Linked DNA regions of Homo sapiens: region 2 is linked to region 1. The links are chromatin loops, found by intact Hi-C in ENCODE. Cell type or tissue: testis. All regions are shown on one strand. Links, peaks and the distances in the headings refer to the core of each region. The heading gives the core; the rest is flanking DNA.

What was found. Peaks named below come from ENCODE experiments on the same cell type or tissue, not always from the same donor. Only the 100,000 strongest peaks of a DNase experiment are listed, where the experiment ranks them.
Region 2: it touches region 1 in a loop (2.4-fold over the local background); 15 of 110 quality-filtered maps call a loop at or near these places.

The regions. Positions count from the first base shown.
Region 1 is chr9:124,238,550-124,246,879 of GRCh38, reverse strand. No RefSeq gene overlaps it. Among named protein-coding and RNA genes, the nearest start is that of NEK6, 15 kb to the left of the region's middle. RefSeq lists enhancers at 3,328-3,844, 3,845-4,361, 6,927-6,976, 7,107-7,156. In testis, for the core only: no CTCF peak of the experiment used is centred there; a DNase peak (open chromatin) is centred at 4,199; H3K4me3 peaks cover 738 bases; H3K27ac peaks cover 630 bases.
Region 2 is chr9:124,106,622-124,114,951 of GRCh38, reverse strand. No RefSeq gene overlaps it. Among named protein-coding and RNA genes, the nearest start is that of LHX2, 99 kb to the right of the region's middle. In testis, for the core only: no CTCF peak of the experiment used is centred there; a DNase peak (open chromatin) is centred at 4,451.

The sequences.
Region 1 (8,330 bases), core at 187-8,186:
TCATCCAACTCACAAATACTGACTTACTGGTCCACCAACCACAACTACAACTTTCACTAGACAAGAGACTAACTTCAGTAACTTTCTCCTGATAAAAAGACCACCGACTGTAGACGGGCCCTGGTAGGTTTATGGAGATGGTACACTTGTGTGCCTTGTGTCCCGAAAAGACCTTTTGACTTATAGGGCCTAATTATAATACATTTAACTGTTAAGTCTCCATCCCGAAATGAACATGGGTCCTATGTTACATACCTGTTTGTTCAATTCACATGTGTCATGACCACCTTCATAAATATTCTTTTGTAACCTGTTAAATATATGTGTTTTTAGGCAACCTGTTTAGCATCAAGCATCTACCCCAACCCCTCCTCCTTCGAAGTAACAGTCTCTGGTCTTATCCAAAGACACATTTCCCTGCTTGTGGGATGGCCCCTTTGCAGGCTGTAACTCTTTATAAGAAACAAAGTCTCCTCTCCTTTTCCAAATTTATACATTGTAATTTTTTTTTTTTGGTTGACTACCATAATGATCCCCTCTATCACTTCTTACCACTGAAAAATTCCATATCATAGGCCAGGCACGGTGGCTTACACCTGTAATCCCAGCATTTTGGGAGGTCGAGGTGGGCGGATCACGAGGTCAGGAGATCGAGACCATCCTGGCTAACACGGTGAAACCCCGTCTCTACTAAAAATACAAAAAATTAGCTGGGCATGGTGGCGGGCGCCTGTAGTCCCAGCTACTCCAGAGGCTGAGGCAGGAGAATGGCATGAACCTGGGAGGTGGAGCTTGCAGTGAGCCGAGATCGTACCACTGCACCCCAGCCTGGGTGACAGAGCAAGACTCCGTCTCAAAAAATAAATAAATAAAATAAAAATTCCACACTATAGGCTTTTATGTATTTATTTATTTTTATTTATTTTGAGATACTCTCACTCCATCACCCAGGCTGCAGTGCACTGGCACAATCTCAGCTCACTGATCCATCTCTTGGGTTCAAGTGATTCTCTTGCTTCAGCCTCCCTAGTGGCTGGAATTACAGGCATGCACCACCACACTCAGCTAATTTTTGTAGTTTTAGTAGAGACGAGGTTTCGCCATGTTGGCCAGGCTGGTCTCAAACTGCTGGCCTCAAGTGATCCACCCGCCTTGGCCTCCCAAACTGTTGGTATGACAGGCGTGAGCCACCGTGCTCGGCCATATAGGCCTTTATTTAAAAAAAAAAAAACTGTCACTTGAGGTCAGGAGTTCAAGACCAGCCTGGCCAATATGGTGAAACCCCATCTCCACTGAAAAAAATATATATGTACAAAAATTAGCTGGGTGTGGTGGCACATGCTTGTAATCCCAGCTACTTGGGAGGCCGAGGAAGGAGAATCACTTGAATCTGGGAGGTGGAGGTTGCAGTAAGCTGAGATTGTACCACTGCACTCCAGCCTGGGCAGCAGAGACTCCATCTTAAAAACAGATAAATAAATAAATAAAATAAATACAAAATAAAAAATAAAATCCTTCATTTGTAGAGTTTGCTGATTTCTGTGGTGTAAAATACTCCTACCATGGCTGGTATAAAGCTCCCAAAAACAACTCCCAAATATTTAATAAGCAGCTCTTATTTAGTAATCAGCTCCTGCCCACCAATGCACACCAGTTCTAGCATACCACTCACTGGTCCTATCTATCCCCCTCTCAGGCTCCATAAAGGAATGACCCTGGTCTCAGAGCCTTAAGATTCCATTTTCCTTTGCTGGGGAGAAGGAAGGCTGCCTGCACTGAGCACTCACTGCGTGCCAGGAATGAGGCTGCTGCATCCCAACCTGGGACCTCTTTGAATATTTACAACAACCCGTCAGTGAAGGTATTATGATCTCCACTTAATAGATGAGGAAACTGAGGCTCAAAAAAGTAGCATAGGCCAGGCACGGTGGCTCACACCTCTAATCTCAGCACTTTGGGAGACCGAGGCGGGTGGATCGCCTGAGGCCAGGAGTTTGAGACCAGCCTGGCCAACATGGCAAAACCCCGTCCCTATTAAAAATACAACAATTAGCTGGACACGGTGGCGGGTGCCTGTAATCCCAGCTACTTGCGAAGCTGAGGCAGGAGAACAACTTGAACCTGGGAAGCGGAGGTTGCCATGAGCCGAGGTTTTGCCACTGCCCTCCAGTCTGGGCAACAGAGTGAGACTCCATCAAAAATAAATAAATAAATAAATAATAAAAATTAAAAAGTGACTTTGACTGGGCGTGGTGGCTCACACCTGTAATCCCAGCACTTTGGGAGGAGGCTGAGGTGGGAGAATTGCTTGAGCCCAGGGGTTTGAGACCAGCCTGGGCAACATAATGAGGCCCCATCTCTACGAAAAACATAAAAATCAGCCAGGCATGGGGGTGCACACCTATAGTTCCTGCTACTCGGGAGGCTGAGGTGGAAGGATTGCTTGAGCCCAGGAGGTAGAGGCTGCAGTGAGCTGTGATCATGCCACTGCACTCCAGCCTCGGTGACAGAACAAGACCTTGTCTCAGAAAAATACCACAAAGAACAACAACAGCAAAGTAATGTCTGCTAGCCAAGGTGGCCCAGAAAGTAAATGTCAGAGTCAGGACTCGAGGCCAGGTCTGTCTGATAAGACCCTTTGCACTGAAGCACTCTGCCTCAGGAGATCTAGGGCTGATACAAGCAAGTTTTGTCTTCTTTCTGAACCTCGATTTCCCCATCCATAGGGAAAAGAATTGGACAAATTAATTTCTAAAGATCCTTTTGGGCCTAGTGAGCCATAATTTTAAGACTGCAAGAGTGTAGTGAAGTGGGGACGGGCTTACATCAATGGAATGAATAAAATCCCCAAGGGAAGAATTTCACTAGTTAACCAGGGAGAAGGGTGCAGGAGTGGCGATGCTTCCAACTGTACGTGGCCATATACACTTGGGAGGTGATGTGATACTGTGAAACCAGCCTGGGTTTGAACCTCTACTTCATGGCTGTGTGGCCAGGATTCTTTTTTTTTTTTTTTTTTTGAGACGGAGTCTTGCTCTGTCGCCCAGGCCGGAGTGCAATGGCACGATCTTGGCTCATTGCAACCTCCGCCTCCCGGGTTCAAGGGATTCTCCTGCCTCAGCCTCCTGAGTAGCTGGGATTACAGACGCCCGCCATCACTCCCAGCTAATTTTGTATTTTTAGTAGAGACAGGGTTTCACCATGTTGGCCAGGCTGGTCTCAAACTCCCTACCTCAGGTGATCAGGGCCTGAGAGGGGGATAGATAGGACCAGTGGTATGCTAGAGCTGGGGTACATTGGCTGGCAGGAGCTGATTATTAAATAAGAGCTGCTTATTAAATATTTGGGAGTTGCAAGGCAGTTGTTGGGAGCCATTACTTAATCCTAGTTCACCTCTCTGTTTTTGGTTCTGCTAGTAGTCTGCCCTATTGTTCTAGAAGCCTAAAGGGACAGTAAAGGGTCCCAGTATGAAAACCTTTGTACCTGGTGTATGTGACAAAAGATCTTCCACCTTTACAAACTATCGTGCCATCTTTCCTTTTCCATCTCCCTAAGTGGGTTTGGCAAGAGCCAGTGCTTTTTGCTCCCTGGTCTAGAAGTCCCATAAGCTGAAAGGGGAGGGGGAGGCCTGCGGTTTCTCTTTTCAGCAAAGGCAGAAGTCAAGCCCCTCACTCTCCCCCTCACCGTCTGGGCCCTTCTCCCTCTGGCCTGCACCGGCTGGTTGGTCATCTCAGGTTTCTGGAAGCCTGTGTTCCCAGAGGAGGCATTAAAGTTGGAGGAATGCAGGCCCTGTGAGTGACGCGTTAAGGAGGCTGTGCAGAGAAGCAGTCTGGGGGAGAACCCCCCCCAACTCCGCCAGCTGCGTCCCAGCCCTCACCGGAGAGGAAGAGAAAGGAAGCGGAAAGGAAACTGATCCAGCAGGCTCTCAGAGGACTTCCTGCATTCGTGTGTGGGAGGGGTGGGAGGCAGGAGGGCTTAGACCATCTGGAGGAGTATGAAGGCAGCGGTTCCTCTGGGGGCTTGAAGCAACCGTGGACCAGGGTCCCAGAGCAAAGGCGCTTGCTGGTTAAGATGGCAGGGGATGAACGTTTACTAAGCAGCTACTGCCTTCTAGGCATCGGAAAAGCGCCTTTACTTTCCTAACCCAACTCTAAGAGTGCCTTCCTGCTCCCAGCCGAAGACCAGTCTCTGCAGGAAGTTATAACCAAGAAAAAAGTGAAGCAGCCAACCAGCGTGCAGAGGCATAAGGTTACAAAACGTATCCAGCCCCAATCCAGCTCCCAAACTGCTGCAAAGCAAAGCTGCTCTTTCCTGAAGTTCACCTGGGACCCAGAAGAGGGGAGCGAATCGGTACCTCCCGCAGAAAAGCCTCCCAAAGCCTGCTTGGGCACCACACCCTCTCTCCAAAGATTGCGCCTCCTGGCACCTGCTCACATCCCTCCTCAATCGTGTCCCGCTTCCGCCTCTCCATTTCAATTTCTGAATCTCCACTCATCACCAGGGGCATCATAAACTCTGGTTTCCTTAGGACAGCCCAGGTTTATGGCTGTTTATTACTAACGGTGCCCCCTTTCATGCTCAAAGTGTCCTGGGAGAACAATCAATGATACAGCCTTCCTCCTCACTCACCACTGACCTGCAGCTTCTGCAAAAGTCCGGCTGCTGAGAGATTCTGCAAGCAGAGGGCACCTCATAGGAGGTGAGGGCGGAAGCAAGGCTCTCTACCACCTCCTTTTACTATTTTGTCTCCAGTCCCCAGAGTTTTTTCTTTTTCTTTTCTTTCTTTTTTATTTTTTTTTATTTTTTATTTTCGAGAGGCGTTTCACTCTTGTCACACAGGCTGAAGTGCAATGGCACGATCTCGGCTCACTGCAGCCTCCGCCTCCTGGGTTCAAGTGATTCTCCTGGTTCAGCCTCCTGAGTAGCTGAGATTACAGACATGCACCACCATGCCCAGCTAATTTTTGTATTTTTAGTAGAGACGGGGTTTCGCCGTGTTGCCCACGCTGGTCTTGGACTCCTGACCTCAGGTGATCCACCCACCTCGGCCTCCCAAAGTGCTGGGATTACAGGCGCGAGTCACTGTGCCCAGCTGCCCCCCCCCACCAGAGTTTTTCATTTATTCCATTCAACGCTAATCTCACCAATCAATTCCTTGTTTTGTAGATGGGGAAATAAAGGCCCAGAGCTTAGCACTTGGTCCAAGTCAAACACCCAGTCCATTTCCAAAGCAGAGATTCAAACTCAGCTCTGCCTGAATCTGAAGCCCTCACATTCTCCATGATGCCAGGTCAGGGAGGCTGGCAGAACAGGATCAGCCTGGGACATCTTCCATTTCCAAGGAAGCAATCAACAGGGTCCCCATGCCCAGAGGGGTCTGTGCCTTGCTCAAGGTCACAGCTCATCAGCAGCAGAGCTGGTGCTAGAACTTGACCCTTAAAACATCCCTGAGTTTTTCCTGAGCTAACAGGAGGCCTCAGTGCCACTCTAGGGGGAGGACTCAAAGCCAGGGAAGCTCAGGGAAGCTCAGGTCACCAGTGTCTCCACCTCCCACTGATTTGATCCCACTCATACATCTGAGCATTGGCCTCAGTTTCCCCACTCAAAAGGCTCTCTAGAGCCCCTTGGCTGAGCCTCTCTTCCTGACCCACCTTGCCAGCCCCTCTCCCAAGAGAATGGAGCCTGAGCCTGGACCCCTAGTAAGAGCTCTGCCCCATGTAGATGTCGTGGACCTGGGAGAGGAGGCGTGTCCAGACCCTGAAAACTCTCACTGCAGTGCCTGTTCAACTGGGTCACCAGTGTGGAGTGCCACATCAGAGAAGTCCTAACCGTGTCTCCCAAATGTAGTGGCATTCGAGACCCTCTCTGCTCTCATGCCCCACCTTCCCCCAACACATCTTATGCTCCAGCCGTGGTTTTTCCTGTCACCAGGATTGAGCACGTAGTGCTCCCTTTGCCTGGGGTGCCCTTTCTTCCCACTTGTCGAAAGAACTCTTATTCATCCGCCAGCACCCCAATCAATGCCCCTTCCCAGGGCATTCATCATCAGCTGGTAGACACTGGTGGGTGCTGTGGATTGTTTACAGCCAGTGTCCTTTCTGATTGGTCAGTGACTGTGACAAACAGGTTATTAAAGATTTAAACTCTCGCCCCCAGTCTCTGTCCCTGTGGAGTCTTCCCTGACCCCAGGCAGGATCCTCCTTCCCTTTTGGGGCCCCTGTGTGTCCCTTTGCTGCAGCCCTATCCCACGTGTGGCTCTGCCTGCTTAGGCTCTGTCCTCCTCCCTAGACTTTGTGCTCCGGAAGGGCAGGGACCATAACTGGTCCATCATGGTAGCTCCCCAGGGCCAAGCCAGTGCCTAGGCCAGAGCACTAGCACTTTAGGCACAGGTTTTACTCCTTGGAAGGGGGCTTCTAGAAGCTAGAGGAATGCTGAGAAACCTCCTAACAGCTCCCACTCCCTGATGAGAGGTGTTTCCTGTGGACTGGCCCCTTCCATAGGATGATGGTTGATCCCACTTTACAGATGGAGAAACCAAGGTGCAGAGAAGTGAGGGACATTGGCCAAGGTCACACAGCAAGTAAGGGATGGAACCAGGATTTGAACCCAGGTGTGAATCTGAAGTTCCTCCTCTTCCCATGCAGTCTCTTTGAATCCCAGGCAGCTATTTTTGGGCAAGGAAGATCAGTCTTAGCTCAGGGGGCTTTCCCAGGGCCTCCAGTACCCCTGCTCAGGATAAGGATAGGGGAACGATGGCCACTGATTTCCTCCATCAACTCACAGGGGCCCAGGCCGGGAAGGCTGCACAGGATGGACTGACCCTTTTCTCTGATCCCCACTCCTCAGGCCTCTAAGCCAGTCTTGGCCTTTGGCTGTCCTTGGTGTAAATTCCAGATAGGGATACCAGGAAGCAGTTCTGCAAAAGATGTGGGACTTTCCAAGACAAACCAAAAAGAGAAGACAGGAATGTCCCTCCCACAGGGTCACATTAGCACTGCCCACTGAGAACATCCTCTCTAGCCCTGTTACCCCCCACATGCCTGGCTCTTGGTTGCTCTCAGGGGGACTTCACAGTGGCTTGGTGGAGTCAGCCTCAAGACTTGAGCCATGAGATTTGGGTTCCAATCCTAGCCCCAGGGCTTGACTTGCCTGTGGCCTTGGTCAGCCACTTTACCTTGTTGGTAATTGCAGGCTTTGCCTGTGAGTGAAGGGATTGCTGGGGAAATTAAATGGAATAATAAGTACCAAGTGCCAAGTGCGTGACACAGGGTTAATGTTCCCTCCATACATGGGGATCGAGTGACACTCTAGAACATCTCTGGTCCTCCTCCCCTTCCCTGCCAATCTTGGTAACCTACAAATTCCCCAGGGAAGAATACCAAGTCTTCTTGCTTTAACGTGATCTGGTCTGACCTTCAGTCTCTGTGGGCGGGGAAAACACAGTTTCCCCTTTTCTCTGTAGTCTGGAGCCTGCCCTCTACAAGCCCACGTGGGAGGCCCTGGGCTTCTCTTAGATGAGATTATTGCGCAGGAGAAAGTCCCTGTACCCTTAAAACCATAGAAACTTGAGTCCTGCCACCTTCACCTCTATGCGGTTTGGACTCACACTTTTCAGAACTTGGTTGAGCTGCAAACCCAATCTATAAAAATTCCAATTTATTCAACACAAAGGCACACCAAAGGATTCACTGCTGGCTTCTTTTCAATAGTCAGCTCCCTTGCGTGTATTGTAAATGGGTCTCCTTTTATAGAACTTCAAATTCTGGACAACTTCTTAGATGCCTCTGTAGGGCCAACTAAGGTATAGTCTACCTGAAGTCCAGCCACATTCCAGCAGCCACCTGAGCAGACGTTTCAAATGGAAGCTTCTACCCTCAGCTCTACAGATCACAAAGCCAGCTCACACCTGGAACCACACTTGTGACTAAAGGGTTTTCTTTTAGGGTAATGAAAATGTCTTGGGGCTGGGTGCAGTGGCTCATGCCTGTAATCCCAGCACTTTAAGAGGCCAAGGCAGACACATCAGTTGAGCCCAGGAGATTGAGAGCAGCCTGGGCAACATAGTGAGGCTCCGTCTCTACAGATAATTTAAACATTAGCAGGGTGTGGTGGCACACACCTGTGGTTTCAGCTATTCAGGAAGCTGAGGTGGGAGGATTACCTGTGCCTGGGAGGTTGAGGCTGCAGTGAGCCGCGATTGCACCACTATACTCCAGCCTGAGTGACAGAGTGAGAACTTGTCTCAAAACAAAACAAAACAAAAACCAAGAAGAAAAGAAAAGAAAAAAAGAAAATATCTTTTAATTAGACAATGTTGTGCTGGTTCCACG
Region 2 (8,330 bases), core at 295-8,294, 130 kb after region 1:
TAGCCCCCTTGTCACTGGCTTCTGAGCTAGAGGCAGGATGCAGGACCTGCCCCTCTCTAGCCGTCATGCTTGGGATTCTTGCAGAAACTTCCACCTGTTTCCAAGATCAAGATACAGTCACCCAGTCAAGAAGAACTAAGTGTTGCTCACCTTGCGTTGGCTCCTGGGCTGAAGACTGGGGATACACAAGTGAGCCATGGATGATCATGGGTGCCAACATGTGTGTTCACATGTATGTGCATGCATGTGCACCATATATGTTACCTGGGTGGGTGGGGGGCAGTTGGGGTGCGTGTGTCTGTGTTCCAGGTAAGTCCAAATTTGATTTTTTTTAAGAGAATAATTGTCTGTTTTCAAAGACCAAGAATCAGCAGAGGAGGTTTTAAATAGTGTTGGGAGCTTCAATCTCATTTGTCATGGCTGCCCAGGACCCTGAGCTTTCAGAGGATCATGAAAAGTTAAAAAAAAAAAAAGCTGAAATAAAGACATATGCCCATGCTGACACACATGTGCTTATGCATAAATGCACCAGACTATGCACTTAACCCCAGACTGGCTCATAAACACATCTTAGATAGGCATATAAATCCATAGACAACCACATATCCACATACCACAAACACACACAAAACAAATCATAAATGCGGTATTTATTGTTTCTGATAGACCAGCCACTGTGTTAAGTATTCTAAAAACAGTACATTGCTCTATTTAATCCTTTTACAAAAATCAATCAGGATGGGCATTATAATTTTCATTCCCATTTTACAGATGAGGAAAATAAGGCTCAGCGAAGTGAAGTGACTTGCCCAAGGCCAAAGAGCTGGGAAGTAGCTGAGCTGGGATTTGAACCCCAGTGGGTGTAAGTAGAAGGCCAGAGTGCATACACTATTTGTTAACACACAATTGCATACATCACATGCCTGTGAATTTACACAGCAATCACATGTACTGACACATTGATATACACGTGTAGGCACATGGATGCACAGGGACACCCCTGATGGCATACTTGTGCACAGAGACATAAAGACACACATATACACATAAACACATAGTCTGATATTACCAGACTCAGAGACACATGTAGTAATGTAGACCACATGCAGTTGCATACACTGGGTTTACTGATACGAATGTGCAGAGCTAGGTCCTAGACTTAGATCTGAGACTTGGCACAGACTTCCCTCCCCTCTCTGCCTGCCCTGTCCCCTCTTAGCAGGTAAGAGCTTGGGGTTGGGCAGTGCTGTGTTGATCCCTGCCAGCTGATGGCTCAGATCCTCCAGGGACAGGCTGCTGCCTCCTGCTCCCATGCAGCAGTTATGCAGAGCCACCCTCGGGGCTGGCATCACAAAGCGCCACACCTGGGCCCCTTCCAGCAGAGGCTGAGCTCAGGAAACCTCCAGGTGGCCAGCACAGTGGTGCTCCCCAGCCCTGGTTCATGCCTCTTGCTGCTCCTAGCTCCCTCTGCAGCCACAGGTGTGGATTATGGAGGTGGTGCCCCCCACCCCCACCTCTCCTGCCTCATGTTCCTTTTATCCCTCCCCCAAGACATCCCGCACGGCAATGCACGTGGAGCACAGAGCAGCAATCCCTACTTCTCCAGCCTGGGGGTCAAGGAAGGCTTCCTGAGGGTAGGGGTGTCTCCACTGGGCTCTTAACCTAAAGGTTGAACAGGAATTGTTCAGGCAATTCAGACAAGAAGAGAGCTGTAGCCAGAGGGCAGCATGTACAAATTCCCAGAAGTGAGAGACAATAACATCTTCAGGGACTTGCAATTGATTAATTTGGATGGAAGGGGAACAAAAAGGATTGTAGTGATCAAAACTCTTGATTAGGGGCTGCTTTGTGCTCTGCAAGACTGGGCCTTTCTAGGGGGGTAGGGGTGAGCTCAGAACTACAAAGGCCCAGGGCAGCTGCCACAGCAGCCCCCAGAACATGAAGCACAGCCACTGATGCTGTCTCAGACCTCAAGACACTGGCTCACTACTCTGGGGCCCCTGGCAGCCCAGGGCTTGTTTGGCCAACTCACTGGCCATGCTTGCCCTCATGAACCAGGTCAATGGCACTGCTGGGTGGATATTCCTAATCCCATTCTTCAAATGAGGAAATCAAGATTTGCAGAGGTGATTTTTTTTTTTTTTTTTTTTTTTTTTTTTTTTTTTTTTTTTTGATACTGAGTCTCGCTCTGTCGCCCAGGCTGGAGTACAGTGGCGCGATCTCAGCTCACTGCAAGCTCCACCTTTCAGGTTCATGCCATTCTCCTGCCTCAGCCTCCCGAGTAGCTGGGACTACAGGCACTCGCCACCACGCCCGGCTCATTTTTTGTATTTTTAGTAGGGACGGGGTTTCACTGTGTTAGCCAGGATGGTCTCGATCTCCTGACCTCATAATCCACCCGCCTCAGCCTCCCAAAGTGCTGCGATTATAGGTGTGAGCCGCCGTGCTTGGCCTTGCAGAGGTGACTTTTTAAAGCAAGGATATGACTTGTCCAGAGCTGGCCACAAAAAAAGTTCCTCTGGGAGTAACTGGAAAAGTAGCTTGGCAGGATGGTCCCAGGACCTGGGAGAGGCACGGAGAACTAGAGAGACTGAGGGGCCTGGGAAAGGGAGACTCAAAAACTTTGAGGCCAGATTCCCTTCGGTGGGAGTGAATCTCTGCTCCTCTGATCTCCATGGCACTATTGACTTTGCTTCATGCCACTCTCAGCTCCAGCCCCCTTCCTGAGAGTCCAGAGTCTCCCACATCTGTGTAGACAGCTCCAGATAAATCTCAGAATCCCAGAAAATGCCACTGAGTTTTTTAAGTCCCAGATAATTTCTCTGTGAGGCAGGTTTATGGCTGCGAGCATGGTGACTCCACCCTTAATGAAACAGAAGGAACTCCCTGCCGGGCTTCTGCCCAGCCTGCAGCTCAGGCCTTCACCTGAGCCCTAGATCCTTGGCCCTCCAAGGGGCGACAGACTTCTGGTCAGGAGAGAATGAGTGCAGGATCAGGGATTATACAGACCATATTTTCATCCTAGCTCTGCCCCGTTACCAGCTCCGTGGCCTTGGTTAAGTCCTTTCCCCTATCTGGGTCTTCACATGTCAGAATGGGATGATGTAACCACCTCAAGGCAGTAATAAGGTTGTAATAAAGACTAAATGAGAAAATGGGTGGAAATGGCCAAGCACCATGCTTGGCTCTTAGTAAAGGTTCTAAAAATGGATAGTGATTTTTTAGGTAGTTCCATATTTTCTGTGGGAAAAAATATAAATTCTTTAGTTTACAATTCAAGGATCTTCTAAATGGGGCCTCAGCCCCACTCTTCAGATCCATCTTGCCCACAGCAGGGGGTGGGCTCGGCAGTGAGCCCAGGGAGCAGGTGCTGTTAGACATCAATTGGGCTGCTCCCCTGGAGGAGGGGGATGGAGGCCACTGATGCCCCATAACCTGTACTGCTCCGAAAGGGCTCCAGGATGGGTGACCAGAGCCTATGGGTGGAGACCTCTCTGGCTCCATCTTAGGTGGCCTGTGTGACACCTCCTCCTCTTTCTCAGCTAGGGCTGCCACCATCTCCCCCAACCAAAGTCTTGGCCATGCTTTGAAGGCAGGCATGTGGCTGGAAGTGAACAAGACACTCAATTTTCCAGTTTCCCACTCCCAGTACTGACAGAGGCCTACAAATCAGCCCATCACTGGACTTGGCTCAATATCACTTGTGTTTGATTATTGTCCTAGAGTGATCCTGGGTGGATTCCTCACCCTGCTGAGAATGTGAGGTGGGACGACTTTGAAGATGTGTGGAGACAGCATGGAAGAAGAGCTAGATCACTAGCCAGATAATTCCAGATTCAAGTTCCAGCTCTACTGCCACGTGCACTTGGACAAGATGCTCTGTATCACCGATCTTCAGTCTCTGAATCTGCAAAATGGGTGGATTAGTCCACTTTCATGCTGCTAATAAAGACATACCAGATACTGGGTAATTTATAAAAGAAAGCGGTTTAATGGACTCACAGTTCCACATGGGTGCGGAGGCCTCACAATTATGGCGGAAGGCAAGAGAGAGCAAAGCGACGTCTTACGTGGTGGCAGGCAAAGAGAGAGAGCTTGTATAGGGGAACTCCCCTTTATAAAACCGTCAGATCTCGTGAGACTCATTCGCTATCATGAGAACAGCACGAGAAAGACCTGCCACCATGATTCAATTACCTCCCATTGGGTCCCTCCCATGACACATGGGAATTATGGGAGCTACAATTCAAGATGAGATTTGAGTGGGGACACAGCCAAACCATATCAATGGGGTAAAGGATGCCTATGTTGCAAATTCATTGGGCACACTAAATGATATGATATATGCACAGCATTGGAATGGTGCCTGGCATACAGCAGACAAGCTTGATCAGTGTCTGCCTCTACCAGCAGTTAGCACTAGCACCCAGGACAGCTCCCCGGTCCCTGCCTGGATGCTGTCCGCGGTGCTGATAAAGGATTACAATCTCTACCATTCTTCCCCGTGTCTCCAAGTTCATCGGCCTCTGTGACGTTCTCAGACGTCTCCGAGATCAAGGGGGGTGGTGTGCATGCTACTTTCACAATTTTCTCTTAGACATTTGTCAATAAGCTCAAAATACAGTTGTAGAATGAAGGCTATCCTTCCTGTGGTGGTAGATTTGTTCATTTTCCTCCTGTATATTTCATTGAATGCCCTTTGTGTTGGGTCCAAGAGACTGAGCTCAGTAAGTATAGTTATATTAAAAACAAGGACAAAACACAGTGATATTTATTGACCACTGATTGTTAACCAAGCCCTCCCATCACTCCAGTCTCATAAACCATTGTCCAGAAATCTAAGTATTGTCAACAGCACATGAAACATTCTTGCTGCCTCTTCTTCCTCTTCATTTCTGGTAATCTGTAGCAGGAAGGGATGGGATAAGCAGCAGGGTTCCTACATCTCTCAGCTCCTACCCATTACTCCAGGCAGGGAGGTGGTTAGAGCTGCCGTGATTCTCAGCACATCTTCCAGCAGGATGAGTCAGGACGCACACAGAAGAAAACGAGCATGGAACTTAGAGTTGGATTTGAATCCCAGTTGGACTTGAATTCCTGCATTTGTATCCCAGCTCTGTCACTCACTAGTTCAGTGACTTCAGCAACTTCTTTTGAGACAGAGTCTTGCTGTGTCACGCAGGCTGGAGTGCAATGGTGCGATCTCGGCTCACTGCAACCTCCGCCTCCTGGGTTCAAGCAATTCTCCTGCCTCAGCCTCCCAAGTAACTGGGATTACAGGTGCATGCCACCATGCCCAGCTAATTTTCTTGTATTTTAGTAGAGACAGGGTTTCACCGTGTTTCCCAGGCTGGTTTCAAACTCCTGAGCTCAGGCAATCCACCTGCCTCGTCCTCCCGAAATGCTAGGATCACAGGTGTGAGACATCGCGCCTGGCCAAGCCTCAGTTTTCTCACCTACACAGTGAGGTTAATAACTGTACCTCATCTATAGGGCTATCAGGAGAACCAAAGGAGGGGTTGCTCCTACAGTGTCAACAATATCCCAGTAAATCCTTCATAAAGTGGTAGCTATTATCATGTCAAGCATCTGAGCCTCTCAAAAGGGAGACACCAACTATTTTGTGTCTTCCTATGAAGTCAGCTGCAGGCTCCTTAATGCTGGGGGCTCTCCCATGAGGCCTGGCTTCTCTCCCACTCCCATGGACTGCTGTACCTCAGCAACTCCGGTTTGATTTGAGGCCAGCTCTTCTGAATCTCAAACAGTTTGGGTTTGAATGCTGGATCAGTGCTGACTCGTTGCTGCTCTTTCAGCATGTTATTGAACCTGTCTAGCCTCAGTTTTCTCATCAGTAAAATGATGATGATAGTATCCCCATCCTTGTGATGCTGTTGCAAGGAGAAAGGTCTTAGCACAGATGCAATGGCAAATGTCCATCACTGATTAGCCATTATTGTTGTTCTCAGTTTCCTGGTTTTTATTTCCACTGTCCTTTCCTGATTTTTATTTCTGCTGTCCTTTTCTAGGGATGCTCTGCCTCCTCTCTGACAAGCTGGAGATTAGAGGGTCATACCTCAAGCTACTGTCCCCTCTTTGGAAGCAGAGTAAACACCTGCATTTGGAGCCCACCTAGTGTACCTCATGTATAGGGGGAAGACATACAGGGAGCATGTCCTGTTGTTGCTGAGGCCAGGTCTCTGGGAATCTTTATCTCATATCTTAGGTTGGGATTCTCAGTGGAATGTTCAGCCTCTGTGGTTGTCCTTACGTTGTGGGTGTATGTGTGTGTGTGTATGTGTGCGTGTGTATGTGTGCATGCGTAAGATTGTGTGCATGTATTCCTGTGAGTGTGGGAATAGGTGTGTCACATGACTGTGACTTTCATGAAAGTGAACATGTAACTGGGTATGCAACAATTTGTGCAAATGAGAAATGGCGGTGTGTGTACGACTGTGTATGTGTGTGGCGGGGGTGCAGCTGTTGGACAGGATGTCAACTCTTCAGCCATCTGCAGGCGTGGGGCTCCTGGGCAATTCAAGAGGTTGCTGACTGCTAGCACCTGCCACTCTGAGCCGCACCCCCCGCCTGTTGTTTTAGGAATAACCATGCTTCAGTGATTCCAAATCCTGCTTGCTCAGAATTTCCCACAATCTGACTCAGGTGAGGGATTATGGAAAGTTTGGCCAAGCACACCAATAATACTGAAAAGATGATTAGCTTTTAAAAGAAAAAGTTTTCCAGGATTTTAAAAACCACTTGGTTTGAACCCCTTGTTTACAGCGAGTGCCCAGAGTGCCCAATCACCAACGATTCTCTCTCTCTCTCTCTTTTTTTTTTTTTTTGAGATGAGGTTTTGCTCTCATTGCCCAGGCTGGAGTGCAATGGCACAATCTCGGCTCACCGCAACTTCTGCCTCCGGGATTCAAGCGATTCTCCTGCCTCAGCCTCCCGAGTAGCTGGGATTACAGGCATGTGCCACCATGGCCGGCTAATTTTGTATTTTTAGTAGAGACGGGGTTTCTCCATGTTGGTCAGGCAGGTCTCGAACTCCCAACCTCAGGTGATCTGCCCCACTCGGCCTCCCAAAGTGCTGGGATTACAAACGTGAGCCACTGCGCCCGGCCACCAGTGATTCTTATCTGTTCATTAAAGCAACCCTCCTAAGGGACTGTGTCTCAACAATACAGGGCTAGTCATTATTTTGCATTAATTTGAAAGCAATAAAATTTTTGCAATGTCCCATAATTCTGACTTATCACTAATTCACAAACCCCACCCCCCATACCAATCAGGCAAGTTCTATTATTTAGCAGCAATATGTACTATACTCAAGGGAAATAATTTCTATGTCACCATTTAGAATTCTGTAACAATAACATAACATAACATAACATAACATCATATACTCCCTTCGTTAGAACAGAGCAGAGTTTTTTCAAAGCACGTAGCCGCTCATTGTTTTATCTGGTTCCCATAACAGGGCAGGGGCCATGATGTCCATTTGCCTTAGGGAAATGAATGCTTATAGTGAAGCGAGCTGCAAACCAGGCTCACAAAGCCAGCTGGCCAAGGTGGCCAGAATGAACTCCAATGGGTCTCCGTGGCCTGTGTTTCCCAAGACACAGTGAGTTGCCTCTAGAAAAAGCCAGAAGGGTCCAGGCACAGTGGCTCATGCCTGTAATCCTAGTACTTTGGGAGGCCGAGGTGGGTGGATTGCCTGAATTCAGGAGTTCGAGACCAGCCTGGGCAACATGGTGAAACACCATCTCTACTAAAATACAAAAAAAATTAGCCAGGTTTGGTGGCACATGTCTATAGTCCCAACTACTTGGGAGGCTGAGGCAGGAGAATCGCTTGGACCCAGGAGGCGGAGGTTGCAGTGAGCCAAGATCACTCCACTGCACTCCAGTACAAGACTCTGTCAAAAAGAAAGAAAGAAGAAAGAAAGAAAGAAAGAAAGAAAGAAAGAAAGAAAGAAAGAAAGAAAGAAAGAAAGAAAGGGAGAGAGAGAGAAAGGAAGGAAGGAAGGAAGGAAGGAGAAGAAAAGAAAAGAAAAGAAAAAGCCAGAAGGAACTCTCACCCTTGGCTGTGGAGCAGGAAAGATTTCACAGTTCTGGGCAGTTTGTCATTTAATCCACCCCAGGGTGTTGTTTCAGAAGATAGTAAGAGGCAGAGAGGCTTTGGCAACAGGAAGAAATTCATCACCAACCTGTCTCTTCCCTGCCTCCTTTTAGTTCTTTCGCCTCTCCTCAGACATGTCTTAAATGCCTACTGTGTGCCAGGCCTGTGCTGGGCGCACAGAGAGATCCAGGGTGGGTCTGAACTCAAAA